Linked DNA regions of Homo sapiens: region 2 is linked to region 1. The links are chromatin contacts, found by Hi-C or POLR2A ChIA-PET in ENCODE. All regions are on one chromosome and are shown on one strand. The core of a region is the stretch at or near the end of the contact, and the rest is flanking DNA. Distances in the headings are between cores, read along the strand shown. Region 1 has its middle 68 kb from the start of MAB21L3. Region 2 has its middle 16 kb from the start of ATP1A1.

Region 1 (5,062 bases), core at 1,882-4,381:
CAGAGCATGTTTGCTGATGGAAATGGCTTGTGGAGCGGAAGAGTTTTTGGAGTCATGTCCTTGGATAGGTGAGAGGAGATAAGGTCCAAAGACAGATGGAAGAACTGGCCTTGAACAGGAGCATGGCAGTTCATTCATAGTAGCAGAAAGGACAGCGTGGTGGCTCACATCTGTAATCCCAGCTCTCTGGGAGACCTAGGCAGGCAGATAACTTCAGCTCAGGAGCTCAAGACCAGCCTGGGCAACATGGTGCAACCTTGTCTCCACACAAACAAAAAAATTAGCTGGACATGGTGGTGAGCCTGTAGTCTCAGCTACTCGAGAGGTAGAGGTGGGAGGAGTGCTTGAGCCTGGGAGGTCAAGGCTGCGGTGAGCTGTGATCATGCCACTGCACTCCAGCCTGGGCGACAGGGTGAGACTGTCTCAAAAAAAAAAAAAAAAAAAAAAAGTAGCAGAAAGGAAGTCAGTGTACAAGTACTTGGTAGATCTGATGGTGGGATCATGTTTTCTTCTGATTGTTTTTCTTTGTTCTCAATGAAATTAGCAACAAAATTATCAGTTGAGATTGAGAAATGTGTGAAGGGAGGTGTCAGAAGTTTGAGGAAAAAGCTTATGCAAATGGCTGTTGTCTTGGACAGTAGGGATAGTCAATGATCTGGAGCAGTGGCTCCCAAAGTGTGATCCCAGAACCTATAGCATCAGCATGAGCATCACCTGAGAACTTGTCAGAAATGCAGATTCTCAGGCCCCACTCTGGACCTACTGAATCAGAAGGTCTGTGGCCAAGCCCAGCAATCTGGGCTTTTACAAGTTCTCCAGGTGACTCTGATGCACACTTAAGTTTAAGACTCACTAGTCTAGGAAAATATGGTATGATTGCAAGGCAGCATTAAGAGAGTTCTTGAGGTTGGTAGTCATGAATTTATAGTGTAACCAGTCAACGTACTTTATCCAAGCCAATGCTGATCATTCATCCCTGCTTCCAGCAATTAGATTAAGACTGGACATATGACCCTATTCCAGCTAACATGGCAGGAGAAAAAGTCTGCAGGCAAGGGCTTCCAGTGAGGATTTCTTTAATCTTAAAAATGAACCCAAAGAAGACATGGTCCCTTTTTGCTACTGAGTTTTGTGGTATGAGGATGTGGTACCTGGAACCGTGGCCACCGAGGAAGTAAGCCTGCGGACAGAACTGAGTGGTGAGGAAGGCAGAGTGGGAAGATGAAAAGAACAGGGATCTCTGGGGACATTGTGGAGCCACTGGACTTACTAACTCAGAGCTTACTAGCCTCTGGAAGTTGTGCAAAGTAGCATGTTCACACAGTCTCACCACCTTTAGCTGTAAAATAGTGGTGATAATAGCCACCTCTCACGACTGTTACAAAGACTAGGGGAAAATCATGTATTTGAAAATAGCTTATAACATTGTGAAGCATGATACAAATGTAAATTGCAAATGTAATTTCCAATAGGGCATTGGTATTTTCATTCAAATTATACACATTTTGTTTATATACAACATTCCAGAAAGTGAGGTATCTTGGTGGTGGAGGTGATAATGCATGTGGAGCTTCCTTAGGGCTTAGGGCTCTCTAGGACCATGTGGCCTGTCCTGTGTTAATCCAACAGGACACCAGCCCAGCCTGGGACTTCACAGACCGAGGCGCTGATGTAGTAAACACAGACAAGTGTCACTCACTGGCTCAGCATGCTGGGGGCCATCTTCAGCCCAGCTGGGCAAAAATAGAACCTGAAAACAGGTGAGAAGAGTAAATTACACAACCTGTAGCACTGCCACCCCTCTACGCATTGACATCTTTTACTTATTTCTAAGTTTCACAGTCCCTTTCAACTCTCTCCCTAAGATCACAAAGTTCATTCTGCCGGCATGCCCCTTCCATAGCAGGCAATGCTACCTTTGCCGCAGCAATCCTCCCTCCTCAGCCAGGTGTGGATGCACCCCTCACCCTCCATATTGAGGCCCCAGATGCCCTGCTCAGAGTTTGTTTCCCCAGCAGGTCCCTCCATGTGACCTACCTCTCTCCTTGCCAATTAGTGCTTTTGGAGACTTTTCCTGGACCATCTCATGTTCCTGCCCATTCAGCAGCAAAAGGAGTTCATCTTATTCCCTTAGTTATGGATAAGGCTCACATTCAAAACCCCAGTTAGCCCCATCCATTATCTTTGAACCCAGCTCATAGATTCCATTATGCAAGTATTGTATATGCATTCGGCTTTGAGGAAAGTGGTGCCCTTTGATCTGTATAACCTTTAGGTTTAGCCTGGTCGAGTCACCCTTGGTAGAAGGATCCTTGGTAGAAGGTAGGTCTGCAACAAACAGGTCCACATTTAGGTATTGGCATGTTGAATGGTATTTTGTCATTTCACTGCTTTACTGATAACGCTTCATGCTTGGTGCTGAACGTCTTTGGCTCTGCCTTGACTCCTGTGAGAAGTCTCCCCAAAGGAGGCATCAGAAGACTTGGTGAGTCTACTCAGGGCAGGAGACATTATAAATCCATGTGAGGCCAGGAGAGACCAGATTGCATGCTGAACAGGCAATAAAAAGGTAACAGTGAAGCAATAAAACAATCCTCCAAGGGAACAGGGCACATGGCCATACACAGCAGACAGGTGACCCACGGACTGTTGGAGAGCTGCCTGAGGGACTTCAGCCTACCATGAGTGTGCCTCCCTACACCTGTTTGCAAAGCACCAGTCAGAACAGGTTGGCACAGGATGTCACCTGGATATGAGAGCCACCCTATATTCTGGGCACCTGCAGGGACCACTGGCTATGCTTCAAGGGACCAGCTTGCTCTTTTACAGAATTGAATTGTGCCCTCAGTGGAATCATGATTGCCTAGGATCCCTTGCAGGTTACCTCAAACTGGGATCTCTACACAAACTTGGTGAAGGGTATCCAAGAGTGGGCCTGGCATCTCTAGAAACATCCTGGATTAGGTGTTTGCACTCTGTGCTCTCTTTTTGTTTGAGATAAGATCTCACTCTCTTGCTCAGGTTGGAGTGCAGTGGTGCAATCATAGCTCACTGCAGTCTTGAATTCCTGGACTCAAGTGAGCCTCCTGTCTTGGCCTCCCAAAGTTCTGGGATTACCTGCATGAGTCACTGCACCCGGCCTCTGTGCTCCCCTACTAGACCCTGAGCCAGATGAGGACAAAGTCCACACTTTATTCATCAGTATTCCCAGTCACCAGGGGTGACCCAGAGCCTGACACGAGCCTATTCTCAGTGAAAGTTTGTTGAATGGAAGGCCTAGACCAGGAGTGGACAGGCTTTTTCTGTAAACAGCTCAAGAGTAAATACTTCAGACTTTCTGGGCCAGATGGTTTCTGTCACAGTCCTATTTTAACTGTAAAAGCAGCCACTGATAACATGTAAACAGAGGAGTGGGGCTATGTTCTGATAAAACTTTTAAAATAGACATTGACATTTGAATTTCATATAATTATACATGTCATGAAAGAGGCTTCTTTTGATTTTTTAACCATTTAAAAAAGTGAAAACCATTCTTTGCTTGAGAGCTATGCAAAAACAAGCAGATTTTGCCCATGGGGTGTAGCTTATTAACCCCGGGTCCAAAGCATCAAAAAGGTGCACTTTCTGTTTCCCATGGGTGATCAACATAAGTCTTCCATGCGCACTTTTTGATTACTTAATAGCCACTGGGGTGTGCAGTGGCCCTGAGTGCGTACACACACAAACACACACTTATCCAACACATGGCCATTGTTCTGGACACCAGGGTGTGAGATGTGCAGACTCCAGGTTGCCATGGTAATTGGGAATATGACTGCTTCTAGGTAAGAGAGCAGAAACTGTAGATTGTCAGCAATTTGAGGCTGATGTATCTTTCTACCTCCTCCCCCAACCATCACTCCAGTGCATATTAGACAAGGGTGGGAAACCATAAATTAGTAAAGCTGGCAGAGAGATGTGTAGCAAGGAGAGATAAGTGACAAGAAAAGGATTTCTAATGTTGGCAATGCTCCCTCTGAACTTTTACATTTTTTAGTGTATTTTAATTTGTCCGGCTCTTTCATACACTTTACCTCATATATTCTTCACAATCCTATAAGGTATAATTCACCTCTGAGGAAACTATAGTTGAGAGAGTTTGGGCATTGGCTTACTTAAGGCATGGTCTTTAAGTAGCAGAGCCAAGACTGAGATCCAGGTATTTTTAACCAAAGTGTCTGTCCATGTATTCAGTAAACAAGTTTTGAATGTACTGAATATCATGCACTGTGAAATAATATGAATAAAATGTGGTTTATGTCCTCTGGGTATCACCATCTAGTGCCATGGTTCCCATGCCTGTCTTATTGTTGGTTCCCTGCCAGAGATCTCTTTAATGCAGATTCTCAGGCCCAGGTGTGATGGATTGCATCGGATCTCTGGTGGGGGCAAACACTTTACGGGGCAAGGGCCATAGGCCAAGCTCCCTTCCTCACCTCTACCTGCTCTAACCCGGTTGGTCAACTGGGGAAAGGCCGACTCCAGACCCCAGAAGAAGCTCCTGAAGTCTTGTCCTGCAGGGGGGCAATTCTAGAATAGGATTTACAGTTTGGGCCTGTTAGGGAACCCCAGGTAGTCTCTAGATCCACTTTTGAACATCTGAATCTCTTGTTCCAGAAGCAGAATTCCTGCTGCAAATTTCTCACTCTGAGTTTGAATTTGGTATGGTGGAATAGGAAAATGAGAAAAGTTCGAGATTCCAAGGAAGAAGCTTCAGGTTTATGTAATAGTGAGCACATTACCTAACCTCTTTGAACTTTCATGTCGTCGTCTGAGGCAGACAATAATAGCCATGTTTCCCCCACCCCGCATTCCAAAAGAAGATTCATAGGAACCTGTGCAGCTGCCATCACACCAGGGAGTCCTGCCGCCCTCCCCATGCAGGTCTGCTTTGGTGTTGGGCAGTCATGGAGTGGCCTGCAGTGTGCTAGGTCAGGTAGACCAAGTTGTTGCCTGTGGATACTGGATTACCTTCTCAGAAAAACCAGCCTGTCCCAAAGCAAGTGCCCCGACATCTTGTAAG
Region 2 (4,632 bases), core at 545-3,044, 180 kb after region 1:
TGATATTGAGCATCTTTTCATGTGCTTATTGGTCATTTGTGTATCTTTTTCAACATGTGTTATTTTTATAACCAAAACGATTATTTTTGAACAGATTTTGATGTCTACTATTGGACTTATAATCCAGATGACACTCGACCAGCACAGAGTACAGTTAAATGTGGTTGCCTGTGATTTGCTCTCTGCACTTCCACTGATGCAGCCGAAATACTGAGCTAATTTTTTTAGCAGACACATACCATTGGCTCAACTTAAGCCTGCAGTCAACTAAACACCCCGGATCCTTTTCTCACTGACAATTGTAGAGCCAGAATTCTCTCATTCTCTATTTGGGCTATTGATTTTATTGAATTTAAATGCTGGAGCTAATATTTATCCCTGTCGAATTTTATCTTGTCACTTTAGGTCCATATTGTCATCTGTACAAGTAATATTTTATCTTAATTCTGTCATCTCATTTTACCTACCTTGAAACTTCCTTTTGGATGTCAAAATAACTAAGAAGGTGGATTTTTAACCATTATATTTTTAGTTTTCTGTTTATTTTATTTTGTTTTGTTTTATTTTTTGAGACAGAGTGTTACTCTGTCACCTAGGCTGAAGTGCAGTGGCACAAACACAGCTCACTTCAGCCACGACCTCCTGGGCCCAAGCAATCCTCCCGCTTCAGCCTCCCAAGTAGCAGGGACTACAGATGCACACCACCATGTCCAGCTAATTTTTATATTTTTTGTAGAGACGGGGTTTCGCTATGTTGCCCAAGCTGGTCTTGAACACCTGAGCTCAAGTGATCTGCCAACCTCTGCCTCCCAAAGTGCTGGAATTACAGGTGTGAGCCACCACACTCAGCCTTGTGTGTTTTCTGAATCAAAATGAATGTATACTTTTCCATAAGCAACACAAGGACTCAATTACAATGCATGAGTTTGTTCATGGCTAGGCACAGTGGCTCATGCCTATAATTTTAGCACTTTGGGAAGGTGAGGCAGGTGGATAGCTTGAGCCCAGGAGTTTGAGACTAACCTGGGCAACATGGCAAAACCCCATCTCTACAAAATACGCAAAAAATTAGCTGGGTATGGTGGAGCATGCCTATAATCCCACCTTCCTGAGAGGCTGAGGTGGGAGGATCACCTGGGCCTGGGAGGTGGAGGTTGTAGTGAGCCAATATCATTGCTACACTCCAGCCTGGGCTACAGCGTGAGACTCTGTCTCGAAAGAAAGAAAGGAAGGAAGGAAGGAAGGAAGGAAGGAAGGAAGGAAGGAAGGAAGGAAGGAAGGAAGGAAGGAAGGAAGGAAAGACAGAGAGAGAGAGAGAGGGAGGGAGGGAGGGAGGAAGGAAGGAAGGTTGTTAAAAATAAGCACGTCAAGAATAAAACTAAAGTAGAAGACTTATAAGACTATATTTTCATTTTTCATAATCAACATATGTATCTCTAATACACACATGAAAAGTTCTTAAAAGTAAGCACTGCCACTCAGCTTTGCATCATAGTAGTAGCCACTTTTAATAGATTTCTGTTTTAAAAGAACAAGATTGATGAGAAAAGAAAGTATATACAATGTTACTGAAAAATGTAGACATGTCTATGTAGGATTTTCTATTGCATTTTGATTCTTTCTAATTTCACTCTCAGTGAGACATTTATTCTGGACATTCTGGACGTTATTAACCATCATCTTTATGTACTAATTACTTTACCCATAACTATTCATATTCCAACTCTTTTTTGAAAAGCCTTTTGGATATTCCCAAACCACTCTGACCTTTCCCCTCCTGGGAAGTTTCCATGCAGTACTGAATCACTCATTCTCTTAGGTCCACGTCATATCCTTCCTATTTTGTGCAGGGCCCCTTTTTGTTTTATTTTCTCCTTTTCACCCTACAGCCTCAGTTCTCACTTCTCTCCCTTCTCCAGCACCCACTCTACTGTATTTAATGTGTGTCCTTCCAGTCCAAATTGCAAATGTTTGTTTAGATAAATGTATACCATAAGAAAGTCTTTATATGTCTTTGCTTTTAAATTACATAAATTACATTGTGCTAGAAATCTTACTTGATTTCTAACTTTAATTCCTTCAACATCGTGTTTTTGAGAGATATCTGTGTGTTACATGTCGATCTAATTTAATACTTCTGCCTGCTGCACCCTTTTCTGTCAAATGCACACACCAAACATCATCTATGTACTTCAGGATGGACCCTCATCCTGAAAAACTCTTTCATGAACCTCCTTGCAAATTTACTGTACTTACTGTTTTATATGAGGATCAGGGAAACTGTCCATAGAGAGAAATTTTCTTTTCTTTTTTTGAGACAGGGTCTTGCTCTGTCACCCAGGCTGGAGCACAGCGGTGTGATCTTGGCTCACTGCCACCTCTGCCTCCCAGGTTTAAGCTATTCTCCCACCTCAGCCTCCCAAGTAGCTGGGACTACAGGCATGTGCCACCATGTCCAGCTAGTTGTTTCTATTCTAGTAGTGACAGTGTTTCGCCATGTTGGCCAGGCTGGTCTCCTGGCCTCAAGTGATCCATCCACCTCAGTTTCCACTATGGACAGTTTCTCTGAGGCATGTACTCAGAAAGGAGATTGCTGAGTCATAGGATCATGCATACAAGATTTCTATAAAAATTGCTATATTGCTTTCTGGAAGAGCTATAGTAATTTACCTTCCCACACCAGCAGGGCAAAGGTTTTGTTCCAACTTATACTCAATAGCCCTTGGTGTTGTCTGATTGTGTAGATTTTGCCAATCTGATGGATTTGAAGTACCATCTCAATAGTGCTCTGTTGTGCTGTTCTCTGATTGATGGTTAGGTTGAGTATCTATGTCTTCAGGAGATTATAAACCACTCAGGATTCCCCTTCTGTGAATTGCCTATCCGCATCGTCTTTTTTTCTATCACTTTTTTCTATCTTTATTATTGCTGACCTGCATTAATCTCTGGTACATTCTAGCTATTGATACCTTTAAAGTTTTAGGCATTGCAAAGACTTCTAGAATGTCACCAGTCACTTGTCACTGTTAACTTTGTTCACGATGCCCTTCATTGAACACAAGTCTTTCATTTTTGATTAGTGTACAATTCGTCAATTTATTTCTTGACAGCTTGAGCATATGAGGCTTTATTTAATAATTTTTCTACCACCCAAGGGCAAACAGATATTCCCCTACATTTTCTTCTATTCACTTTACAGGTTTCCTTTCACATTTTGAAATTACTCCATTTTGAGCTTTTTTTTTAAATGGGTCAATATAGGGATTCAACTGTATTTTTCTCCCTATAGTAATACTTTTCTCTGAAGTATTTTCTAAATTGGCCTTTTCTTTTGCTATGCACTTGTCAAGCTGTCCCCATCATTACTTATTTTTCACAGATGCACAGTTTGATTTGGGGACTTTTCATTTTTCCCTTTCGTCTCTTTGCTTATTCTGCACCTAAACTTTATAACATCAGTTACTATGTCTTTCTCAAATCTCATTTTCTAGTAAAATGGTTCTATTCTTTTGTTCTTTTTCAAAATTGCTTAGTTACTCAAGAGCCTTTATGCTTTCTTATAAAATTTAAAATCAGTTTACCATAATTTCAGAAATTCCTACTGTGATTTTGATTGGAATTGTCATGAAATACATAAAACAATCTGGAGACAAATGACATAATAGCAACAATAAATTGCCCTAGTCATTTATTTAGGTCTTTTCTTTTTTCTTTTAATAGAGCAATAGAGCTAAAATGTTTTTCTCAGTAAAAATTCATACATTCTTTATTACTATAATACCAGACACTCTTGTTGCTTCAGTAAATTATATCTTTATATATAATTTTATAAATTCATGCTATATTTGATATTTGTACCCTGTGGTGTCTTCAGGGCTGCATATGAGAAGAGGGAGCCAACACCTGAGGGATATGCCCTCTTGTTTGTAATCATATTTAATATCTATATATTCATGCACATATTCAACATCTTGTTCCATTGGTAACTAGTGGTCCCAATAAAACTGGAATCTTCATTAAGATGATTACCTGAATACTAAATTTCATATTACTTTCCTAAAGACTTAGTTCAGTGCTATATACACATAGACAGGAGACAGCTATAGCCTGAGAGGTACACAGCTGAACTGAAATCAAAAGACTTGAGTGAAATCTTTTCTGTACCTCTGACTCTGAGCCAGGCCATAATCCCTCTGAATCTCAGCTTCCTCATTCCTAACACATGATTAATGAGGTTGTCACAAAAATTCAAAGAGAAAATAGATTTATCATGCACAGAATTTGACATGTGGAACCAATGCCCTGCTATTTGAATCTAAAGGCAAGAAATGCTTAAATCAGCTACAGCCAAAGAAGAGTAATGGCAGGAAAGCATTATAACTTCAAAAACTGTTTTCCAGTGGTTAAACATTATTACCAAAGTTACTTCAGTCAAAGACATCAAAGAAAATTTATAATCTTGTCTCCAGATAACATGTACGTTCATCAGTTGCGGCTGAAAAGAAAAGTTCCCACCACCCTGAAGACCATCACTGGCCCTGGACTTCCTAAAGCAGCCCAAGAAACATTTTCTCTGGAAATCTGGTCTTTTGTGTGAGAGTGAAAGCTACTGTGGGTGTTGCAATACTTTTC

What was found. A loop is a pair of places that touch in the nucleus more often than their neighbours do. ChIA-PET counts read pairs that join two places held with the same protein, here RNA polymerase II (POLR2A). Pooled maps may share reads with other maps.
Region 2: a loop to region 1 is called in a map of CD14-positive monocyte, with 2.4 times the contacts of the local background. The contact joins two enhancer-like sites. A Hi-C loop is called at or near these places in 4 of 168 maps with a recorded cell type or tissue (CD14-positive monocyte, heart left ventricle and psoas muscle), 1 of 37 single-sample maps with no recorded cell type and 4 of 50 pooled maps. POLR2A ChIA-PET finds 5 or more read pairs at or near these places in 1 of 52 experiments (CD8-positive, alpha-beta memory T cell).

What each region holds. Positions count from the first base shown.
Region 1 is chr1:116,176,405-116,181,466 of GRCh38, forward strand. No RefSeq gene overlaps it. Among named protein-coding and RNA genes, the nearest start is that of MAB21L3, 68 kb to the left of the region's middle. Within about 2 kb of position 3,132, at least 4 of the 41 ENCODE cell types and tissues checked have a DNase peak (open chromatin) inside an H3K27ac peak, as active enhancers do.
Region 2 is chr1:116,355,042-116,359,673 of GRCh38, forward strand. No RefSeq gene overlaps it. Among named protein-coding and RNA genes, the nearest start is that of ATP1A1, 16 kb to the right of the region's middle. Within about 2 kb of position 1,795, at least 3 of the 41 ENCODE cell types and tissues checked have a DNase peak (open chromatin) inside an H3K27ac peak, as active enhancers do.